3 separate regions of the Mus musculus genome follow, and regions 2 and 3 are each linked to region 1. Evidence: chromatin loops called from intact Hi-C (ENCODE). Cell type or tissue: heart. All regions are shown on one strand.

Region 1 (8,000 bases):
TAACTTTGCATGGTGGTTAGATGAAGGGTTTATACTATTTTTAAGTAGCTCCAATAGTGTTTATTTCCTTTTTGCTAGTTCTTCAGTACTGATTGCTAGCAACCTATGTTAACTTTCTCCTTCATAAATTATACTACTCCATTAATGCTTGGAAAGGTCTGAAACAGATTTCTGAACACCCCCCCCGCCCCCCAGCATTCCAGTATCTTCTAGCTCATGGTGCAAGACTCAATTGCCTGAATACCTGTCAAACCTGCCCAGCAATTATCAGATCCTGAAAAATGCACCCAGCTGCTTAATGTTCTTCCCCCCACATACACAACCACCCAAACAGGAAAGAATAGAGGGAGGGGAAACTACTAAAGTGAGTTGTCTTATTCTCAGGGAAGACATTGAGGTAGATGGAAGCTACAGGTATGAGCAGAATGAAAGAGAACCTAGGCAGGGAGTACGGGTATGTATAGGTCAGTGGTAAAGAACCTGCATAGCACATTCCAGGGTTCAATTTCTAGGAGAGAGGTGGGCTTTAGGACACTGATGAACACCAAGCCAGAGGTCCGGGGCAGGGGAAGGCTTAAACTAAGTAGAGACTAAAAAGGCTAGTATATCACAAAGCCAAGTAGAAATTAAGGGCCTATTATAAGGCTACAAATAAGAACCAGATATGGTACCTCATACACCTGTGATCGTAAGCACCTGGGAGGCTGAGAGGAGAGGACTACACCTCAAGGCCAGCCAAAGATGTGTGAAGTAAGACCCAGTCTCAAAGATTGCAAATAAAAGCAGGCCCTGGAAAAGTTCCTCTACATGATAAAAGTCCCTCACAGTACTCCCAGAGAAGCCTTGTTCTCAAGAGTGACAAAAGTGAGGATTGGGGGATGGGGGTAGAGTAGAGCTCAGGGGTAAATAGGAAGGCAGAAACCATCCTTCCAGCTCCTACCTGTCCCCAGAGACCCGAAAGGATCAGCTCCCACCAACAAAGGTCCGCATTTCTAAAACAAAAGACGGGACTTGCTGCCTGCCTCCCTTTTCTCCCAATGCTTACACTTCTATTTTAAATTCCTTTATGAAAACCCACCACATGGAGAAAAAGCTCTTAGATACAAATGATGAAAGAAAAAAAGTACAGAACAAGCATATTTATGCCACATTTTAGTAAACGTTTATGTCCATTTTCTGACCTTAAAAGGTTCAAAGGTGTGGTGGCTCACACCTTTAATCCCAGGCCATGTTAGAGGCAGACAGGAGTTGGGAGGTCAGCCTGGTCGACAAATCCGAGTCCAGGACAGTCAGGGAGGGTTACACAGAGAACCCTGTCTCAAAAACAAACAAACAAACAAACAAGCGGTAAAAAGCAAAGAATAGAATCTATGCCCCTAAAATATTAAGGCAGAAAGCATCGGTGTATGTTGGAGGTGAACAGGCATAAAAAAAAAAAAATCTAGAAATTTGATGCTAAACCAAATCACCTAAATATGCTGGCAGAAAAATATACAAAGTTCTGTGCCAACCTAACCTAGAGAAGAGTAAAACTGTCTCAGAAACAAAACCCTGTCATCTTAGTTGACACTTAATTGGAAAGGGTTTTGTTGTTGTTGTTGTTGTTGTTTTAAGTATCAAGAATAGCACTTGCTTTTCCCATAATCATCAATGGTTTAAGAGACATAGCTGATGCCTTTAATCCCAGCACTCGGGAGGCAGAGGCAGGCGGATTTCTGAGTTCGAGGCCAGCCTGGTCTACAAAGTGAGTTCCAGGACAGCCAGGACTACACAGAGAAACCCTGTCTCCAAAAACAAAAAAAAAAAAAAAAATTGAGACATATCTGAAAATTCGTTCATTCGTGTACTAAATAAAAGCCCCCAAGTACATGCCAGGCATTGGTCTTGTCATGTGGAAAAGCAAAACAAATCAAAATCCTTGTTCTCCTGAATTTCCTATTCCAAGGAGAAGGCACAATATGTTAATGATGTCTCAAGGAATGAGCACTGTAGGAAAAAAAGAAAACAAAAGAGGAGGATGGGTGCAAATACTATTCTGTGAGCACTTGGAGAAAGTCTTTGATCTATGTTCTATGTGAGCTAAGACCTAAAGGAAAAGAGAAGGAAAACCACTTATATTTCTGGAAAAAGAACAAAAGGCATTATTATCCAATTGTAAATTGTGTGAAGAACTATGAGAAACAGCAAGAAGGTTGACAGAACAGAATGAGACTATTAGCATATGAATTAAACAAGTAAAGTAGGTAAGGCAAAGTTCCCAAGGCCTTAAAGATGTTCTGGTTGGTACAGCGTAGTCCCAGTGTAGGCTTGCTGTTCTATCTTTAAAAAAAAAAAATGTGTAGCACTGGAGAGAGGGAGTCAGGACCTAACAAGCGCTCTACCACTAGGCTACATTCCCTAACCAATGTGCATTATCATTATTACTACTGAAATATAATGCCAGGCAACCCAAGCTGACATCAAACTTCCTATGTTGCCTACGGGCTGTTCTTTAATTTCTGATGCTCCTGCCTTGACCTCTGAAGTGCTAGGGCTACAGATATACACTACTATATTTATAACATTTTCCCCATGTTCAAAGGTATCCTGGTTTAGCCACAAATTTTATGCTCTCTCTCATAGAGAAGCGATTCTAAACATTTTTTTCCCTGTGGTTTTTTTTCTAGACGGGGGTGGGGGGGTGGTTAGTCTGAGACAGGGTCTTACTATGTAGCCCTCAATGTCCTAGAATTGGCTATATATAGACCAGGCTAGTCTCAAACGTAAGACTGGCATGCACGTGGGGCCTCTGCAGGGATTAAAGCCATGCACCACCATGTTTGGCTATGGAATCTTTTTTGAAACTAGAGTTTCACTTTGTACTTTGAGTCTGGCCTAAAGCTTGTGATCCTCTTGCTTTTACCTTCCGAAACCCTGGGCCACAAATCTCTTATTTTTCACTGAACACAGCTTCTGGGTTAGATATTGAGCTGTAAGGATCTGGACACAGAATGTGGAATTCAGCTGAGGGCTGTGCTTGAGATATGTTTAGGAGTCATACAAATGATGGGGGGGGGGGACTAAACATAGATTATTCTATATCAATAAAACAGATCTCTCTCCATAAACTAAATCCTAAAATTAAAAATAGAACACAATTCAATACATTTTTACAAATTCTTTACAGAAAACCAATCACATGATCCATGATCAGTCTTTTTACCACAGCTACGCACAGGACATATATTAAACTGTCTTGAATTCTTATGAACACATGCAATATACGTACATTACTACAAGAACTAAGCTTGACAGATCACTCAGTCAGAAGCCATACGGGGTGAGGGACGTACACACACCTGTAATCCTAGCTCTTACTAGATGAGGAAATCGTGTGTTAAAAAAAAAAAATCTCAGCCAGGTGTAGTGGCTCATACTTGTAATCCCAACACTAAAGCGGCTGAGCCAGAACTGAAGGTTAGCGACCAGCCCGATTACACAGGAAGACCCCGTCTCAATAGTAAGGAGAATAGTAATACCGCCACCACTTTTGATAAGGTTAAGCTTTGTCTCATTCAATAAAATATTGTACATCAAAACTGAAAGGGAATGTTTTACAAGAGTAAGTGAAGCCCGCCCTAATTCTTTTAGTCATGTACAATGTAATTCTCCAGTAACAAAGTATTGCAAGATACATCCTAGCGTCTACATACTAACGTATTTCCCTGGAAACCTGAGGGAGCCTAACAATAGGTAAAAAGAAAACTTTTATGGACCTCAGGTAGAAGATGCTAAAGAGTTTCAAATTTTCCTAGTACCTTTTATTCACATAGTGAACCATCCGTGTAGTCGGCTTGTACTCTGAAGGTATTAACACCCTAATCACGCCCCAAGGCATTTCATAGGTAACTAGACTGAAACCCGGAGGCTCATTAGAAAAAAAGTATTCTACTTTCACTACATCCATAAAGACTTAACACGCTTTCAAATGTTGCAGAAAGAATCAGAATTTATAATGTAATTGTTTTACACAGAATCGACCTCCGGCATTTTAAGAGAAACAATTGCAACCTTCATTTAAAACATTGTCAAAAAAGATGTAAAACATTTCCCTTCGTTGAAAATCCCGTTCAGTTCGAATTCTACGTAGTCCTCAATGCTTACTCTTCGACTTAGGTTTTTAGAAAATATTCCACATAGAAATTAATACACTTCTGTTGGGAACTCAAGACAAAAATCCCAAAGACAATCTTCAGCGCAAGTGTTAACATGCGAAACTAACCAGTCTCCGTGCTTTCATCGTCAACCAGATCCCCAATAGTTACCTCCTCCCTGTCCCCAGAACCTAAACCCCATGAATTTCCAAATTCTACGCTCAGCAGCCTAGCTCAGTAAATGGCAAGCATAAGCCTCTCTTGAAGGCGGGAAGGGCAAGTGAGGAGCCGGGAAGCAGGCATGGGTTCGCAGCACTTACAAGTCCGTCAACACCATAAGCTCCGAGTAGGCCCGGTGGAGCAGAAATTCGATGAGCGTGCTAAGCCGGTATCCAGGGCTAGCTGCCGCCGCAGCTGCCGCCGCCACAGCGGCTGCGGGCGGCGGGGGAGCCGGGGCAGACGCGGAGCCGCTGCTGCTGCCTCCGCCGCCGCTGCTGCCACCGCCGCCGCCAGGAGGGATCAGCTGGTGGTTGTCCAGCTGCACTGGGGCCATGGCGGCGTACAGCCCGGCTCGGGGCAACCGCCTGAGATGCGGCCCTGGAGCCTCCTCCCGGGCTCGGTGACCGCACCGAGGCGGGCGCGGGCAGAGTGGCCGCCGCCTAGCGCCAGGCCGCCTCTGAACAGGAAGCCGAGCCCAAGCTGCGGAGGCCCGCCCCCATGTAGGGCCGGGCCGGCCGGCCGCAGGGAGGCGAGCGTGGGGCGGGAGGGCAGAGAGGCGGGCCGGCCGCCACTCAAGTGGGGAAGCTTCCGCGACTGCTCAGCGGCCGCCCGGCCGGCGGGTTATAGCGTCCATGTTGCTGGGCCGAGAGCGGAAGTCGCCAGGCAGAACGGAAGGGGAACCCGCGGGAGGCCCTTTCCAAAGGCAACCTGCGACCGTTCCCCGCGCTGTGCTGTTCTGGGGGACAGGAGGAGGGGGTGCGTGGGAGAGGGGCGGAGCCAGGAGGTGCGTGGGCGGGAAAGCGGAAAGGGGGGTGGGCGCAAGGCGCCGGAAGCCGCGCCGCCAGTCCAGCGGCCGCGTCACAGTAACGTCAGTGGTCCCTAAGCGCTCTTTTTCCCCGCCTAGGCGACCGCAGCGGGACGGTGAACGGAGAAGGGTTGGCGGAGAAACCACCCGTCTCTCCTCTCGGGGCCCCAAAAAGGCGGCCTGCGGCGACCGCGCGCTGTGACTGTCCAACGCACGCTCCGCCCATAGGCGACCCTGGCGCGACGCGTGGGAGAAAACGTTACAGTCTCTTTTTTTCCTTTTTCCTTTTTTTTTTTTGTCAATTGTGGGACAAGAGCAACGACACAATAACGTCATTTGAATGCAGTCTCCTGTGTGCCGCGCCTTTGCTGTCACCCAAAGCCCAACATTGAAACACATGTAGTCCTTAAATCCTTTGCTGGTGTTCTTGGCTTTTGTCCCTGCCCTTGCAGTAGCCGCCCTATCCTGCCTGGGTTTTCATCTTTCCAACTACAGCCTCTTTCTCCCAAAATCCACATGTTTTGTCTGTTTTCTAATCTTGGCTTCTGTTTGAAACGAACTGCAAGCCTTTAAACATGTCTGTGGGTTCCCTCCACCTCCATAGATTCGGAAGCAATTGGTCTTTCGTGATGTCTGGGCTTCGAAAGTTTTTTTGTGTGCGTTTATTTTTGTTTTTTGTTTAGTAACCTAGCTATTCTCACGCACAAGTCACGGAAAAATTAACTGTTAAAAGCGTCTATTTTTGTGACCCTACCTAAACATCGTTTTGCAGCTTCATCTCTCGCAGGTGTAACAGATGCTCATGCTGATCGTAAGGTTAGACAATTCTCTTTGTTCTCCACTTGTACAATTGCAGTGCTCTTGATTCTTGGTCTCACTGTGTTGTCGGGGCTGGCATTTTTTAGCTCTTGAGCTCAAAGTAATTGGGATCACAAGCTCCTCCACTACCTCATCCATTTTTCAGATTGATAAATCATGTATTTATGGGGTACAGTGTTAAATTGCATATGTTTATGGGGTACAGTGCATGAATACACTCCCGAATGAACAAATCGGACTCATTGACTTTGATCACCTCTCATACTTTATTCTTTGTGGTGACAGCTAGAATATACCACCACCTCCTGCCACAACATTGCCTTTTGCAGGACTAAGGATTGAATCCAACCAAATCCTTGCCTATAGTAGGCAAACATTCTGCCTTTATATCCCCAGCTATTTTTTATTGAGTTGGGTTCTCCTTAAATGACATAGGCTCACCTGGGACTTGCTATGTAAATTAGAATGATAACTTGTGATCCCCTCCCTCAGTCTCCTAAGTATTTGGGATTATTGGTGTGCACCTCATGTCCAACTAAAATTCACTCTTATCTGTAGGAGATGTTATTCTATATCTGGGATATTAACTAACATCGCTATGTAACATATTGCTGCCTAACTGAAACATTGTATCTTTTGAGCAACATTTCCCTTTTCTCTGCCCTCAGCATCTGATAAAAATTATTTACTGTTGCTTTAGTGAATTGGACTTGTTAAGATTCCACTTGAAGTGAGAAGAGATACTGGCTTTGTGTGCCTGTCTTATTTGACAATATGTAATGTCCTCTTGATCCATACATGTTGTTGCAGGTGACATTTCATTGTGTATGATATATAATAGACATGTCTACAGTCTCACAGTATAACTCAGACTGACTGTAAGCTAAATCCCCCCTGCCTCACTCCTGAATGCTAGGACACTGTACATGATGAGACACACACATTTTTTTTGTGGGTGTGTTGAAGATAAACCACAGGACCTCGATAGAGCTATGCCTATCATTCTCTGCCACTCAGCTACATCTTTTCTATCCATTTGATTTCTCTCCATGATAAACACAGGTTATTTCTGTATCTTGGTTATTATGGATAATGCTGTATTTGTCCAGTGTAGTGCTGTAATTGAAACACTTTGGAATTAGAGGCAGGAAGACCAGGAGCTAAAGATGCTCTCAACGCCCTAATGAGTTCAAAGCCAGTGTAGAGTATATGAGAACCTGCCTCAAAAATAAAAAAGCATTAGCATGGTGGTGATGGTACACACCTTTAATCCCAGCACTCAGGAGACAGAGGCAGGCAGATCTCTTTGAGTTCAAAGCCAGCCTGGTCTACAGAATGAGTTCCAGGACAGCTAAAGCTACAGAGAGAAACCCTGTCTCAAAAATTAAAAATAGGGCTGGTGAGATGGCTCAGTGGGTAAGAGCACCCGACTGCTCTTTCGAAGGTCCAGAGTTCAAATCCCAGCAACCACATGGTGGCTCACAACCATCCCTAACGAGATCTGACTCCCTCTTCTGGAGTGTCTGAAGACAGCTACAGTGTACTTACATATAATAAATAAATAAAAAAAAAAAAAGTAAAAAAAAAAAAAAAAAAAAAAAAAAGAAATTAAACTTGCTGTTTAAAAAAAAAAAAAAAAAAAAATTAAAAATAAAAAAAGTGAGAGTTGTGCAGATATGTGGCATAGTAATTTCATTCCCTTTTAATGTATACCCAGAAAATTTAATTACTGACTCAGTAATCTCTTTAGTGATTTTAGGTCCTTCATGCTGTTTTCCAAAGTGCCTGTGGAGATTTTGAATTCTCCCCAACAGTATACAAGGGTTCTTTTTGCTCACCATCTTCATCATTTGTATACTTTTTATTCATGTCCATTCTAGAAGACTGTATTAGTCAGGGTTCTCTAGAGTCAGAACTTACAGAATGTCTCTATGTACTAAGGGAATTTATTGTAGTGATTAATAGTCTGCAGTACAACTAACCCAACAATGGGCAACTGTGAATGGGACGTTCAAGAATCTAGT
Region 2 (8,000 bases), 79 kb after region 1:
GGTTCAGTCCATATGGTCATGGCAGAAACATGGCAGAGTCCAGGCAGACATGGTGCTGGAGAAGGGGCTGAGAGCTCTACAACTGGACCCAGAGACAGCAGGAAGAGATAATGAGCCACTAGGCCTAGCTTGAGTGTCTTAAGACCTGAAAGTCCACCCCCAGGGACATACTCCAACATGGCCACACCTCCTAAATAGTGCCATTGCCTGTGGGCCTTTTGGGGCCATCTTCTTTTAAGCTACCACATGCTCAAAGAAGAGCTGGCCTTGAATAGATGATTTTTCGAACTTATATACACCTTAAGCTTGGGTAGTCCATGTATGCTGTCATCCTTAAAGCTCTTTTAGGTTTTGGCCCCATGTTATACTTTGAATAATTTAAGCAGAGACAGGAGACTGCAAGTCTGGCCATTAAGGCACATGGAGATACTGCCAGAATTATTTTAAGTACACCAGTGTACTTTTTCCAATAGTTGTCACCTGAGGTCCTCTTGCCCACCTAACAAAATCATGCTTTTCTCAAGAACAGAACTAGATTCTTTAAGACAGGCAGGCCTGCACTGCCCCCTCGAGCTGCCTGGTAGGGGCATGTTCTTTGTTGTGAAAATGGAACCTAATGGCTGGTCAGTGAACTAATGCTTCCATCCTGGCCTGGTCTCTAACAGGCCTGGTTTGTGTACTACTTATCCTTGGGATAATTTGGAGGCACTGTCCCTTAGCTCAATTCTACTATATGTGAGCTAATGTCTCCTAAGCAAATGGTGATCTCAAAGATGGGGGAGAAAGACCACTGACTCAAATCATCATAGCAAATGAACTGAGAGCTTCTGGGTTTTTTGGTTTGGTTTGGTTTGGTTTGGTTTTTCAAGACAGGGTTTCTGGCTGTCCTGGAACTCACTTTGTAGACCAGGCTGGCCTCGAACTCAGAAATTCCCCTGCCTCTGCCTCCTGGGATTAAAGGTGTGCGCCAACATGCGCCTGGCTAAGGTTTTTTATTTGTGTACACGAGGTGCTTCTCCACACCCCCTTAGGCAGGGTTCAATAGGTCAGCCTTGGGTGTGCAGAAGACAAGTCTATTTGTTGTTGGTTTTTCCCAGATAGGGTTTCTCTGTGTATCTCAGGCTGTCCTGCACTCAGTCTGTAGACCAGGCTGGCCTCGAACTCAGAAATCCGCCTGCCTCTGCCTCCTGAGTGCTGGGATTAAAGGCATGCTCGCCACCACCGCCCAGTAGTAATTCCTTTTTAACGTCAGTGGTTTTACTCTTTCTTCTCTATCACTTGATGGTGAGTTCCAGGGATTTCCTCCTCTCTCTCCTCCAGCTCAGGGATGACTGGTCCCTCTAGGGATCTTGATTGGGTTTGTTTTCTCTGTCATTTAAACAAATGTCAGGGAAAATCTCAAGTGTTATCAACTATAATGTGGCAAGGGGTACCTGGCAGGCCCATGCCAAGGCATGCCCCTGAGAAATGACTCCCATGCAACAGAGCTGGTACAAAGGGAGTTTATTGGGGGAAGGGAAAGATGTGAGGACCTGGGAAAGACCGACAGCTGCAAGCAGAGCCATGAGGCCAGAGAAGAGGAGGTGGCACAGAGAAGGACAGAGGAGAGGAGTGTGGGCCTGGAACAGAAGCACAGGGGTAGGGGGCAGTGGCACGTGCTAGGTCCCTGGCAGGAACCTAGTAGAATCATCTATAAGCTACCATCAAATGCATCAGGGAAAATCTCCAACACTGCTGAGAAAATGAGCTGCCGAAGACTGGCTTTTAATTGGGGACAAGAGAAGAAATCCAGCAGGGAGGGCCCTCTGGACGCTCACAGTCCAGTCTTTCCTGGAGGACTTTCCTGCTTTGTTCTTGTAAGGCTCCCCCCCCCACACACACACACACCCCCCAATTTACTGCTGGTCAATTGGAAAGGATAAGCCCAAATCTTTGATATAAACAGTGCTGATCTGGCCTTGAGCTTGTTAAACAAGTAAGTCTGTCAGGAGGGGGCCCTACTGGCTGGAGGAAAAAAAGCCCACCAGGCCTTTATTTTAAGCTGCCAGCAGGTCAGTGGGGTGAGGCAGAAGGCAGCCATCTTGGACGTTTGCCACATTTATTATGTAATCATGGTTCCTCTCCCTGGCTGCCTCAGACTGGCTAATTTCTAGTCCCTTAGAAGGTTTGCAGTCTTTCTTTGCAACCTGCCATAAACATTCTTCATTAGCTGTGTGAAGCTGAAGTAGAGAAGGGTTTCCTGCCTTTTTTTTTTCCCCAACTGGCTTCTTTTATGAGTTAATCTCCTCTTCCTCACTCCTTTCTCTTTTAGCAGGGTCTTACTATGTAGTCCTGGCTAGCTTTGAACTTACTAAGTAGAAGAGGCTGGCCTCAAAATAAGAGATGAGCCTGCTTCTGCCTCTGGAGCGCTAAGATTAACCTTTATGTTAATCTTGATGTAGTCTCCAGTTTGATCTCCTGCCACACTAATGAGATCAAAGTTCAAAACAAATACAAATGGTGTTATAAAGAATTTGTTAATAGATTTGCTTAGGAGACATGGAATTTAGCTAAGGGAGCACTGCCTCCAAAATACCGGAGGTATGTGAACCAGGCCTCTTAGGGTTTTGGCAGAGAAGTATCTTGGCAGGTCAGGGCTAAGGTAATGCAAAGATCACACCACAAAACAGATTCACACAAGAGTTTGATTTGAGCTGGGCAGTGGTGGTGCATGCCTTTAATCCCAGCACTTGGGAGGCAGAGGCAGGCAGGAGGATTTCTGAGTTCGAGGCCAGCCTGGTCTACAGAGTGAGTTCCAGGACAGCCAGAGCTACACAGAGAAACCCTGACTTGAAAAACAAACAAATTTAGGATACTAGGGTGTAAATTTTTTTTCCAGATATTAGACCCTATTCCCAACAAGGAGACACCTCTGATATACAACCAGTCATTAATCCCTGATTCTCATTCCCAAAGAATACCTCTAACAAGATGACCCACCTGGAACAATTATTCAAAGAAAGAAAGAAAGAAAGAAAGAAAGAAAGAAAGAAAGAAAGAAAGAAAGAAAGACCACTGGTGTACTTAAAAATAATTCTAGCAATATGCAGTATCTTTGCTGTGTGAACCTCTTCCCTGCCTAAGGGACCAAAGTTACAGTCTCCTGTCTGTGTTTAAATTGTTTAAAGTGTAACCTGGAGCTAGGACTCAAAAAAGATTTAAGGATGACAATGTTCATGGACTGTATAATCCTAAAGTTTATAGAAACCTTCTGATGGGGGTCAGTTCTTATTTGGGCATTAACCCCAATTGGCTAACCGCTACTAAAGAGCTTTCATTCACCTCTAGTTTGAGGACTGATTTCTCACTGAGAAAGCATATCGCTTCTCTAACACTAGGACATGCCCTTTCCAAGAAGCCTTCTGTGACTACCTAACCCAGTCTCCACTGCATGTGCCAGGTCAGCATGGTTCTAACAGAAACCTGATACTGTAACTGCCCTCTCTTTACACATTTGATTCCCTGAACCTCTCTGTGAGGAACCATCTCTTTGTACCTGCAGGGCCTGGCTCAGCGACTGGAACTGTGTGTGTGTGTGTGTGTGTGTGTGTGTGTGTGTGTGTGTTTTCGAGAGCGGACCCCCCCACCCCATGCCCACGGGGAGGTGTGGTATGCCAGGGGGTGGGGCAGTTCTTATCTCAAACTTATTGTACTTAGTAACCCTTAATTAGAAAGTTTGGGGAGGGCTGGAGACATGGTTCAGTGGTTAAGAATATTACTTCTCTTACAGAGGACTGGAGTTCCTTTCCCCAACAACTACCAGTAGCTCCAGCTTAAAGGAGATCTGATGCCCTCTTCTGGCCTCTGAGAGCACCTGCACTTGGCGTTTACAGACATAATTGAAAGTGATTTAAAAAAAAAAAAGTGCCTAAGTGAGCATGTGACCAAATGGAATTATTCTGCCAACGGGCTAGACTGGTGGTGGTCTTGCAGGCAGACCCCCCCCCCATAAAGCCCTTTACAACATTTTCATTTCGTGTTATGTTTGTGCAAGCATCCACATGCTATCCTCAGACAAACCGATTCACTTTCCCCACACGGCCTTATTTGCATTTAAAAGCGAAGGCTGCAAAGGAGAATTCCTTTTGCCAAAGAGGAATTTCAAGCATCTGTTGCAGACCAGAGAGAAGAAAAGAACGAAAAAATTTTAAAGGGCTAGAAGCTGATTTACGCAGAGCTACTACCAAATCATCCTACAGAAGCAGGGAATTTTATTTTAGTCCTAAATAGCAAAGACAGCCAGCCTGAGTTCTTGGACGAAGTCCCTAAGGGAGCTGGGATTTGGAATGACAATGCCTGCAAAAGCTGGGGCGTTTAAGGAGCTGCAGCCCTGTTCCTGCTCCAGCTGAGTCTCCACCCCTTCCCCCTCCGTGTGAGCAATGGGCAGCTGCCAGCAGCATCCTGGATCCAGTCCAAGCAGCTTGCTGTCGGCAGCACAGGCCTGCGGGGCCGCAGGGTCCTCCCACCCTTTGCTTTTGGATGGGCATTATTAGCTAGAAAAATGCTCCGCGTTTTTCTTGTTCGTGTGGTGTAACCTGCTCGCCGCAGACGCGCAACCTTTCTCCAGTAATTACCTCCCACGCTTGGGAAAAATCTCAATCTCTCCCCCCACCCCCTTTTTCATTACAGCAGCCAATTCAGCAAACTAGTTTGTATCACCAAGGACAAAGAGACAGCCTTAACGATTGTAATGACGCGTTTCTTTCTTCCCACCATTTCTCCAGTGAAAGGGGCACGATGACCTCCAGTCTCACGGTTTCTGAAATCAAATGCACGGACTGATCTCCTTAGTCCGGTCTGAGAATCTGGTACTAAATTGATGGGCAGCTAGTGACCATGGTCGGTTTCTTGGAATGGAGGAAAGGTGTGCCCCAGGAATATCCCACCATCACCACCACCGTACCACCACCCCGCCTAACCACCACCCATTTGTAGCCAGCCTGCTAGGCAGGAAAGAGGATATTGGAAAGAGACATTGTAGCAAACAGACTATTGAAACAACAGACACTCTTAACATTGTAATTTCCCTAGGAACCTCATACTCAGAAAAGGGAAGGCTGAGAGCTGAAATGGAGACCAGGTTCTGTCTTGTCAGGTGACCTTGCTGGAGAGACTGAAGCAGTGGAGGATGGGAGTGGAAGCATGACGACACAAGAACAGAGGACAGATTTCTTTGTCCCTTTTCCCAAGGTGGTCAAGTTGACTAAAACTCCTTTTTCTGACCCTGCCCCGCTTTGAGACAGGGTCTCTGTACGTAGCCCTGCCTTTCCTGGAACTGTGTAGACCAGTCTTACCTAGGCTCCATGAACAGGAGGAGGAGGAAGAAGAAGAAAAAGGAAAATTTATACTTTGATAGACTTCATGGAAGCTCCTTAGCAACTGCTTTGGGGAGGGAAAATACATCAGCTGATTAAAGGGCTCATTATTCCACCTGTCTCTCTAGCATAGATCCAGTGAACCCGACTTCCTGAGGGGTGGTCCTTGGCCAGAGCACTGGATTATATAATAAGCAGGCCAACTGGATTAATTCAAGGGACAATGCCATGTCTCTACCCAGAGAGAGATTCCATTCTCCTGACCAAGAATAGTTTTCCTTTAATAGGCTTCCAATGTCACTATAAGTCACAAGGGGGAAAGTCACCCAAAGTTGTCCTCTGACCTCCATATGTGTGTCCCCTCACATATAAACATGAACACACGTCATACACATACATACAATTATTATTATTATTATTATTATTATTGGTTTTTCTGAGACAGGGTTTCTCTGTGTAACTCTGGCTGTCCTGGAACTCACTCTGTAGACCAGGCTGGCCTTGAACTCAGAAATCCGCCTGCCTCTGCCTCCCAAGTGCTGGGATTAAAGGCGTGCAACACCATGCCCGGCTCATACAATTATTTTTTAAGCCTGGATGTGGCCATATACACTTGACTTCAGTGCTGGGGGTGGGGGTGGGGATGGGTGGAGGATTACCAGGGCTTGGAGGTTCTCAGCCCAAATCTAGGCTCATTGAGAGAATATGTCTCAAGGAAATATGGCACATAGTGATGGAGGGGAATACCCTGTGTCCTCCTCTTACCTCCACACTCACATACACACATGTACAAGTGCTTGCACGAGCACGCACGCACGTACACACACACTTTTTAAAAAAATATTTATTTATTTATTTATTTATTTATTTATTATATGTGTGTGCACTGTAGCTGTCTTCAGACACTCCAGAAGAGGGCATCAGATTTTTGTTACAGATGGTTGTGGGCCACCATGTAGTTGCTGGGATTTGAACTCAGGACCTTTGGGAGAGCAGTCAGTGCTCTTAACCGCTGAGCCATCTCACCAGCCCCCCCCCCACACACACACACTTTTTAAAAGGAAGAAAATAACATTTTCCAGTGTTACTTGGGTGTGAATGTGTGAGCTCTTGAACATGGTACTGGATGTAGTTTTAGGTGTCTGCATGATTTGGTCCTTTGTGTAAACTTATATATCCATCACAATAAAAATAAATTGTTTAAATATTATTAATAAAATAATTTTCGCCTACATCAAAGTAAAGATTATAGGTCTTTTTGTGGAGTGCTTTGTCTAACATTCACAAAGCTCTAGGTTTGATTCTTAGCCCTGAATAAGTCAGGTATGCTGTTACACACTGTTATCCTAGCATTTAGGAGGTACAGGCCGGAAGATCAAGAGTTAAAGGCTAGCCTCAGCCACCCCAGGACTATATGGGAACCTGTCCCAAAATAATTAAAACCAGGGAGAATACTTGTTCTAGTGAAAATGACGTGGTCCAGAGTACCACATTCTGGCTGGCCACTTATCTGCTGAGGTAGAACCTAGTTGCTTTTAGTTTTAGGTTATTATAGATGGGTGCTATGAACATTTCTGTATGGGCTTTGCATGGGCGGGAACCTTCTTTCTTCTAGGATAAATACCAGGAGTTTGATTGGCAGGTTACACTGTATAATTTTTTTTAATTATATGTATTTGTCTGTTTATTTCGGGCTAAAGAGATGCAGGGTTCCCTGGTGCAGGGTAAGCCTCCAGTTTACCACTGAGCCACATCCGTAACCCACTGATATGAGCTTTCAAGAAACTAAGAAACTCTTTTTTTTTTTTTTTTTCTTCCGAGACAGGGTTTCTCTGTGCAGTCCTGGCTGTCCTGGAACTCACTTTGTAGACCAGGCTGGCCTCAAACTCAGAAATCCACCTGCCTCTGCCTCCCAAGTGCTGGAATTAAAGGCGAGCGCCACCACTGCCCGGGCTGAAACTAAGAAACTCTTATTCCTGAAATAGATGCCCAGCTCCATCCCAGGTGGGCAGCTGCCTGAAGAGCTGCATTCAGAAATCCCTAGCCAGAATCCCCACCAGGATTCATGGCTTTTGCAAAGATGGATTTCAGAGTGAGCCAAATATGAATCTGAGTTGATGTATTAAAAATACAGAGGAAGGGCTAGAGAGATGGCATAGCAGTTTCGAGCACTAGTTCTTATAGAGGATCCAGGATTGGTTCCCATCACCCACACGGTGCCTTATAACCATCTGTAAGTCCTGTTCCAAGGAATCTGATAGACTCTTCTGAACTCTGAGGACACCAGGCAGTCACATGGTACACACACACACACACAAGTCACTCATGTACCTAAAATAAAATAATTGTTAAGAACAGAAAAGAGTGCAGAGAGAGAAAGAGCAGGAAGCGGGACACAGGACACGTTTTTCTTTCCTTCCTTCTTTTTTTAAATTGTTGAGAATTTCCTTCTGTTTGTTTGTTTCGAGACAGGGTTTCTCTGTGCAGCCCTGGCTGTCCTGGAACTCATGTTGTAGACCAGGCTGGCCTCGAACTCAGAAATCTGCCTGCCTCTGCCTCCCGAGTGCTGGGATTAAAGGCATGCGCCACCACTGCCCAGCAAGAATTTCATATAGACATATGATGTATATTAATCAAATCTACTCC
Region 3 (8,000 bases), 88 kb before region 1:
ATTTATTATATATAAGTACACTGTAGCTGTCTTCAAACACTCCAGAAGAGGGCATCAGATTTCATTACAGATGGTTTGTGAGCCACCATGTGGTTACTGGGATTTGAACTCAGGACCTTTGGAAGAGCAGTCAGTGCTCTTAACCGCTGAGCGATCTCTCCAGCCCCAGACCTATTTTTATACAGAAAATTTCTTTACGTTTGTTTATGGCAGAGAAGATAAATCTGACTTCCATCTACTCAAATGGCCAACAGCGCTGTGATGTTTTGAATGAAAATGTACCCTATAGGCTCATAGGCTATGGCATTAGGTATGGCCTAGTTGGAGTAGGTGTGGTCTCAGAGGAAGTGTGTCACTGGGGGGTGGGTTTTAAGGTTTCAAAAAGCCCATTCCAAGCCCAAAGTTTCTCTCTTGCTGCCTGCCAATCCAGATGTAGAACTCTCAGCTCCTTCTTTAGCACTGTGTCTGCCTGCATGCTGCCATGGTTCCTGCCAGGGTGAAAATGGACAGAACCTCTGAACTGTAAGCCAGCCCCAATTAAGTGTTGTCCTTTATATGAGTGGCCTTGGTCACGGTGTCTGATCACAGCAATAGAATAGTGATTAAGACAATCATAGTAACAACTGTCAGGAAAGTAATTCCAGAGAAGTGTAAGGCTACACTTGCTAACACTCAGTCTGATTCTCAGACATACAGAGTACACATGAAATGAGGTCCATGAGCTGCTTAGTCCATGATGCCCACTTTGGGTTCAAGTCTTTCTTTGCCACTGCCGTTCTGAGTGCTGCTAAGCTACAACCGTGTGGCTGGCTTATTATCACAGGAGGTTCCTTGTAGCCTTCCTAGTGTTGACCAGACTGCATGGGTGGACAGTTCTGAGTCTGAAAGCTCTTACCTCTGTGACCTTCTTCCGGTCAACCACAAAGTGATCACAGGAGTTGATGAGACTTAAAAGAGCAACTGCATCACATTCCTCAGGTCCTCGTTTGTCTGCCAGTCCTCGGGGCATGAAGGCCTATAGTAAGAGAGGTACTAGGTCACCTGAGTGTCCCTGAACTCTGAGTATTATAGAGGCAAATTCTTTCCCAATTTCCTAACTGATGACTTCAAGGGTCTATTATCCCGTGAAGCTTCAAGCTAGAACCCCATGACTTCAAAATGCAAGTTCTATCGCCCCTAAGCAGGGCATTAATGGCGGGGCTGCACTATCCATCTGCAATATTGCATAGAGCTGATAAACTGGCTTTCTTCTTGTCCTTCTGTTTTGCTTTTTTGAGATAAGGTCTTTCTCTATAGTCCTGGCTCTCCTGGAGCTCAATAGGTAGGCCCGGATAGCTTCAAACACCCTGAACTATAAAAGGAATGTTTGGAAGCAATCCAGTCAGGAAGTAGCTCCGATGCTTTCTACAGGACTGTTCACACTGATATTCCAAAGGCTGGCAGTAGGCACAGGGAGAGTTGCTTTCAAGGTTATTCAGCTGTCATGCCAAGAGAACAAACACCATGCTTGAGCCTCACGTAAGTCAAAAGAATTTTGTGTACATATAACACATGGTCATCATATTTCTCTATTAGGGATGCTACAGAGGTTAACAAAGAAATCAGTGTACCCAGGTAACTAATATAAGGAGACTAAAGCAAACCAACAGCCCGTTTCAGCTGTTGCTGAAGGGAAAACACAGACGGTCCATCAATGCCTCTAAACTGGCCTAGCTTTACATCCCCAGTGTAGAATAGCTTCTACCCGATATGTTCTTGCTAATACAAACAATTAATTGTCTTTGACAGATTAGTTTTATTTTGGTAATTATTCCCTTTCTTTTGAAATCAGAAGCTAACAGGGAGCCTCTGTTGCCTCCGTACAGCGCTGCACACCGACATGTGTCACTCAGTAAACACACAGCAGAGAAACCCCTATGAAAGTCCCACAGCCTTCCGCTACCTCTTCACTGAGGGGCTGGAGCTGGAGAAATGAACTCAGGCAGGCCATGCTGGGCGAGTAGTTTACCTACAAGGTCCGCTATACTAACAGCTCCACTGAAATACCTGAATTCCCAATTGCACCTGAAATTGCACTGGAACTGCTGATGGCTGCAAACTTCCCAGTTTGTTAAATAAAATAAATTATAATAAACTGTTCATTTTTTTCAGTATTTAATACCTGTAGTTCAGAATATTTTCACATATAGCCTTATGAAACTGAGCTCAAAAGCTAATTGTTGAACAGATTCTTTCTGCCATTTGCATAGCGGACTTGAAATTTGTTGGCTACATCAACAAATTAAGGACATTTCACAAGCCAAAAAAAAAAAAAAGCCAGTTTATTTAAAAAAAAAAAAAAAAGAAAGAAAGGAGAGTATTATTTGGCAAGGAATCAGGTAGGTAAATCCCACTGCAGAACTAAATGCCAACTGCTGAGGAGACGCAGCAGAGGGGTTAGGGAAACACCTGGAATAAGCACATCTGTAGCTCTGAATTACAAGGGCAAGGGTCATTGCCAGAGAGGCTAGAGGAGGAGGAAGAGATGTCACAAAGGCAGGAGTGTCTAAATCCAAGTGCCGGTGGTGAGTGGTACATGCCTGATAGGTAAAAACGATGAAGCTAGGAGCTATGCTGCATACCTGCAAACCTAATAGCTGAGAAGTAGAGGAAGGAGAACCAAGACACAATAAACCCAGGGTTGGGGTGTAGCTCAGGATTAAGCGTGTTTTCCTAGAATGTGTAAGGTCTTGGGTTACACTGCTAGCCTTGGAAAGAGGAGGGAGAAGGCTGGAGAACAGAGGTCAGGGACAGATGCGGGGCAGGGGCAGGGCCAGGGCCAGGGCCAGGAGCCAGGGTTGCATGAGTTGAAGAACATGTGGGAGCTAAGGAGTACCAGGCATCAAGTCCTCTTGAGGAAGTTCTGCTAAGTAGATGTAAAGACAGCTGATAGATAAATGGGGAGACAGTAGGAGTTTAGAGAAAACCCTTCCCAACAATTTTATTTTCTAAGTATTTTCCAAGTGGTTATAAATATAGCTATGAAGTATGTAAGTCAGAGGTTCTGAGTCAGATAGTTGTAAGCAACTATCACTGTGGGCAGGAACCTGGAGGCAGGAACTGATGCAGAGGCCATGGAAAGGTGCTGCTTACTGGCTTGCTCAGCCTGCTTTCTTATAGAACCCAGGACCACCAGCCTAGGGATGGCACCACCCACAACAGGCTGGGCACTCCTCATATCAATCAAAGAAAATGTCCTACCGGCTTGCTAGCAATGGGACCTTGTGGAGGTATTTTCTTTATTTGGGTTCCCTCCTCTCCAGATGTTTTAGCTTGTGTCAAGTTGACAGAAAGCTAGCTAGCACAAACTAAGATAATGGTAAAGCTATTCGTACGGTGATGGGAATAAGCCAGGAAACAGAAGAGTGGACAGCTAAAGATTTAAGGGATGAGATTCGACATATAAGTGGAGGGACAGGGCAAATGGGAAGTCACTTTGTAGCAAAAAGAAGAAACACACACACATGCAGAGTTATAGGTTCAATGAAAGGACAAGGAACTCAGTGTCTGGGGTTCCATCAACTCCATGAAGCATGAGCTGGGGTGAAGGAGGGGAAATGGGAAGAAGAGCTTGGGGAGGGAAGGCAGGAACAGATAGCTCCAGGAACCAAAGTGCAGAGAGAGGCATTAAGGCTCAGTCAAGAATGAAGTGACAGCAGTGGGTTCCCTTCCAAGCTGATCTTGTGGCGGCGTCTTCTTTATTTGGATTCCCTCCTTCCCAGGTGGTTTTAAGCCAGGTGTGTCAAACTGACGGAAAACTAGCTAGCACAAACCAAGATAATAGTAAAGCAATTTGTCAATTTGCATTTGGAAGCTACTTCTGACACCTCCCTCCACTCACTACACAGCTTCCAGGCAACATCAAGAAATCCAAGCAAATTCCCAATCAGACTAGGCATTAAGTCACAGTGACAAAATCTAAACACAGGCCTAACAACCCCTACCTCATAACTAATATTTCTACCTTCTAAAAATGTATACCTTAGCTAAGCATCCTCTTGGCACGCACGCCACAGCAAAAGTAAGCCTTTTTTTAAAGTCTGCTGTAAAGTAAACCTTAACTGTTCTTCCATGTCTCTCAGCCTGTATTGTTTTTCCCCTTATTTTAAGACAGCGTCTTACAATAAAACTCAAGTGCCTGCAGGAAGCGAAGAAACAGAGGCGTTTATTTTACTGAGCTTAGATGGGTCCACTCTAGTATCCCCTCACCACTACGCCACTAGACCCCAGAGAACCAACCTATCTTCTAGTATTTCTGTACTTTCTGAAGTCCCAGCTTGCACTCAAAACCCACCCTCCACCCTGGGGCACCAGGAGCAACTTCATATGCTTTCCTCCAGGCTACAAGTACTTACCTTGGCTACCTCCCAAGGGTCTTTGGGCCAGAGGCCTGGCTTGCAATTTCCCCAGTGCACGTCTCCATTTCTGTTGATGTGATGCCTCAAGATCTCGTGTTTCCACTCTGCGCATACCTGACACTGAGGCTGAAACTACAGAGGGCAGAGGTGAGGAGGGACTGGGGTGGGCGGGGCAGCAAAACAGGAACACCCCGGAAGTAGGAAGCAGTCCCGCCCCGGGAAGGAAAAAGACTGCAAGCATACGGAATAGGGGGACAAGCTGTGGAGACGCGCCCGAGTTCGGGGTCAGCAGCTCACCTGGCGAGCGCGCGGGCTGCACCGGGAACCGCCGCGGCAGGTAGCATGGGGTCCAAGGCCAGGGACTGCAGCCAGCAGTCCACGGTGAAAGGAGAGCACTTCACGGTCTATGAAACCTTGCAGGCAGCTGCGCAGCAGCAGCAGGCAGTGTCCTGCTTTCACCCAGTTTTTGTACTCGGCGCAATTGAGGCGGGCTGCCAGCTCCGACACCACCATGTCTTACTCCTGAAGGCGGGGCCGGCGGTAAGCACGCGCAGCACCCTGGGATGCTCCCACGCAGCGCAGGCGTAGCCCAACCCCCAAAACGTCCAGACGTTTAGCGTCACTGTGCGGTGTACACTTCAGAGGCTAGAGGCTGGCCACTGTTTCCGCTCCAGGAAGTGGCAGCTCCACCCCCGCTTAAAGGAACCGCTTTGGTTTGTGGACATGGAACATTTAGACTAATCCTTTTAAAGCTTTAATTTTTATTCCTGAATACCCTGCCAACCCTCTAACCAACCTGATCCCCTCCTGATGTGCTGACCTTTTTATTGTAAAGAGGAATGCTCAAGGTGTGTTTCTCGAATGACATGTTCCTTGCATTGTGCAATTCTACAAAATTAACTCATCCCTAAACCCACTGAACAGCAAATTCGGGGTATCAATAACATGCTTACCCTCACCTGAAGCAGGGGGCCTATTGTATTGTGTGCCATGCTCCCCAGTACATATGTTAAAGTGACACTAGGACCAGAAACTCCTTAACTAGAGTACCTGGCAGGAAGAAGCAAAAGGGATAATGTACTTCCTGGATTTGGACAGCTCAGAAAAGGGTTATTTCAGCTGCACAGGGAAGCCATATGCTACACAGACCAGAATGCATTAGATTGTCAACATCAAGTGAGAAAACATGTTTTAGATGCTTTGAGTGAGGTTTTTTGACCTTGGCAAACATATTGAAGTGGTATGGAATCAAAAGAGTCGGAAGGAACACTGTAAACAGAGAAGCCTTGCACAGGCAATGGTAAGGACCACTAGCTCTGGGCTCAAACTCTCAATTTTTTGTGTTTTGATCTTGGCTGATCCTAATTTTAATATTATTAAGACGTTATTTCCTTCTTTGTAACTCGGTTTATCATCTGTAAGAGGAGGTTATTAATACTTACCTCACAGTGTGGTGAGGAGCATTTATACAGATGGGAACACTTACAATGATGCCTGGCACACATTAAGCTTTGAGTAAATGCTAACTTATTTTATATTGACGCAAATATGCTCTTTCATCCACTGTTTACATTATTGGACATTTTATCAAACCACTGGCCAGTTGGAAGTGGGGACAATTTATAAAAAATAGAGACCAGATGTGATGATCTGAAGACTCAAAGTACAGTCAGTGTAGGCAGGCTCTGTAATACTTTAATAAAGTATATACCAATTTTGTCTTACTAACCTCAACATTAGACCCATTCAAAGCAAATGATGGGAAATACCCTATTCCCATCAAATCAAATCAAATCAAATCAAATCAAAAATTCCAAAAAAAACCCACCTCTGAATGAAGTCTACATTAGGACTTTCCTTTTTCTGACTAAAACATTTTCTGTAAGTATGAACTTTGTATCAAGAACAACTGAAAGGGGGGCCTGGGAGTAGGGAACAGCCCTGTTTTCCTGGTACTCAGAAGTGGGTCACTTGGACTTAGGAGGTTCAAGGTCAGCCTGGGCTACATGGCAAGACCCTGTCTTGTTTAAAAAAAGAAAGAAAAAGCTTAATTGGAATTTCTCTTGGAGGGGAAAAACATGGCAGAAAAACCATGTATGCCTATCCTTAAGTCCGTTAACTGTCAAACAACAGTCAGTCCCTGCAGTTACTAAGTGGCCTTATTTTTGATGACATTCCCCCTTTTCTCTTAACGTGAAAAGTCCTTTTATACTTTTTGAAATGAAATTTTTGTAGATGTAAAAGGGAAAAGGGTGAATCAGGACTGATGTCTTCTTTCAGGGTTGAACTAATACTAAGCCAGGATTACAACCCAAAACATCTTCACCAAAGAGAGTTGGTAGTTCTCTGAAACTTGTATAAATTTTATTTATTACCGTAAATACTAAAATCACATTGAAAACACCTTAAAATCAAGTTCCAAACCACCTACTAGAGAAAAATCACTATGGCATCCAGTTTCTTTGATTGAATCTGGTTAACAAAAGAGGCAAAAGACATGGTTCGTGGTGAAAGTTACGATTCAAATGCTAAGTATTTCCAAGCTTTAATAAAGTATATACCAATTCCAAGTACCAAGCATGATATCAAAATTCAAATTCATTGGTTTACTCTTAATAAGCATCAAAATCAAATTCTGTTCATTGAATCCTATCTTACTTGATTTACACAATGCATTCAAAGGTGTTATAATTAGGAAAAAAGTAGCCATTGAATGCATCATGTATAAAAATTCATTTAACATTTTAAAACCACACTTAAAAGAGAAAATACCTGAAAAGTTAATTCTATTAATAAAATTATTTGAAACAATATCATCCTGCAGATAAAAATACATTTCTTGTATATACATGTAGATTTCTACATGAAAGCTAGGATTCAGCTCCAAATAGAAAAGGATTGACTCCTGATCAAGACATCTTAGATTGCCGAACCCATGTGATTAGTACTGTGAAGAGAACTGGAAACAGAAGGAGAAAAAGGTTAAGCTAAAGGAAGAATCAAAGTTTAGTCACCTACTCTGGAACAGTGGCAGAGTTGGGTGAAAAGCAGGAGATGAAAGCAGAAAAGAGACAAAGAAGACAAAGAAGGCCTCAACTCTGACTGCAAGGGAGACTCAAGCCAAGTTGAGGAGAACACATGATACAGTTGCAGTAAGATACTTAAAAAACTAGAATTTCATGGTTATACTTGTAGAAGCTCAATCATCTTAAAATGTAATCAGACAAACATCTAAAATTTCATCAAGGATAATACATTGTCTAGATAACTCAGCATGATATTATCATTTAAAAAAACACACAAAACAAAACAAAACAAAAACTCCTCCAAATAACATCAAGTTATCAGAAGACATTTGAATCACACCATATTCATTAAAGTTTAAAAAGTCCCTGACTGGCTTCAAGAGACAGTACAGTACTCTTAAAAAGAAATCCTATTGAGATGTACCAGTGCCAGAAACTCCACTGAACACTGGACAGGCACTGCACTGTGGACTTTTTAAATGACTGGACTAGGTTGTGACCAGCAAAACGTCCTATTGTCTTGCTGACGACAGATTAAATTGAGATTGTTTAGAACAACCCCAAATGGGCTGGGGAA

Evidence for each region. Peaks named below come from ENCODE experiments on the same cell type or tissue, not always from the same donor. Only the 100,000 strongest peaks of a DNase experiment are listed, where the experiment ranks them.
Region 2: a loop joins it to region 1, with 2.4 times the contacts of the local background. A loop is called at or near these places in 11 of 42 quality-filtered maps.
Region 3: it touches region 1 in a loop (4-fold over the local background); 6 of 42 quality-filtered maps call a loop at or near these places.

Annotation. Positions count from the first base shown.
Region 1 is chrX:12,757,014-12,765,013 of GRCm38, forward strand. Med14 (mediator complex subunit 14) reads right to left here and starts at 4,960. Exons shown (of 31, transcript NM_001048208.1): 1 at 4,454-4,960. The coding sequence starts at 4,686. It overlaps Gm14634 (predicted gene 14634), which reads left to right and starts at 5,265. Exons shown (of 5, transcript NR_045852.1): 1 at 5,265-5,973. In heart, a CTCF peak has its summit at 4,837; a DNase peak (open chromatin) is centred at 4,878; H3K4me3 peaks cover 4,183 bases; H3K27ac peaks cover 4,133 bases; H3K27me3 peaks cover 1,747 bases.
Region 2 is chrX:12,835,976-12,843,975 of GRCm38, forward strand. No RefSeq gene overlaps it. Among named protein-coding and RNA genes, the nearest start is that of Gm14634, 78 kb to the left of the region's middle. In heart, CTCF peaks have their summits at 3,841 (motif pointing left) and 4,043; DNase peaks (open chromatin) are centred at 2,066 and 4,426; H3K4me3 peaks cover 1,228 bases; H3K27ac peaks cover 1,767 bases.
Region 3 is chrX:12,668,632-12,676,631 of GRCm38, forward strand. It overlaps 1810030O07Rik (RIKEN cDNA 1810030O07 gene), which reads right to left and starts at 5,008. Exons shown (of 7, transcript NM_175141.6): 1 at 4,695-5,008; 2 at 4,395-4,529; 3 at 896-1,015. The coding sequence starts at 4,910. Med14 (mediator complex subunit 14) reads right to left here. Exons shown (of 31, transcript NM_001048208.1): 31 at 6,740-8,000. In heart, no CTCF peak of the experiment used is centred here; DNase peaks (open chromatin) are centred at 4,700 and 4,990; H3K4me3 peaks cover 1,542 bases; H3K27ac peaks cover 655 bases; H3K27me3 peaks cover 653 bases.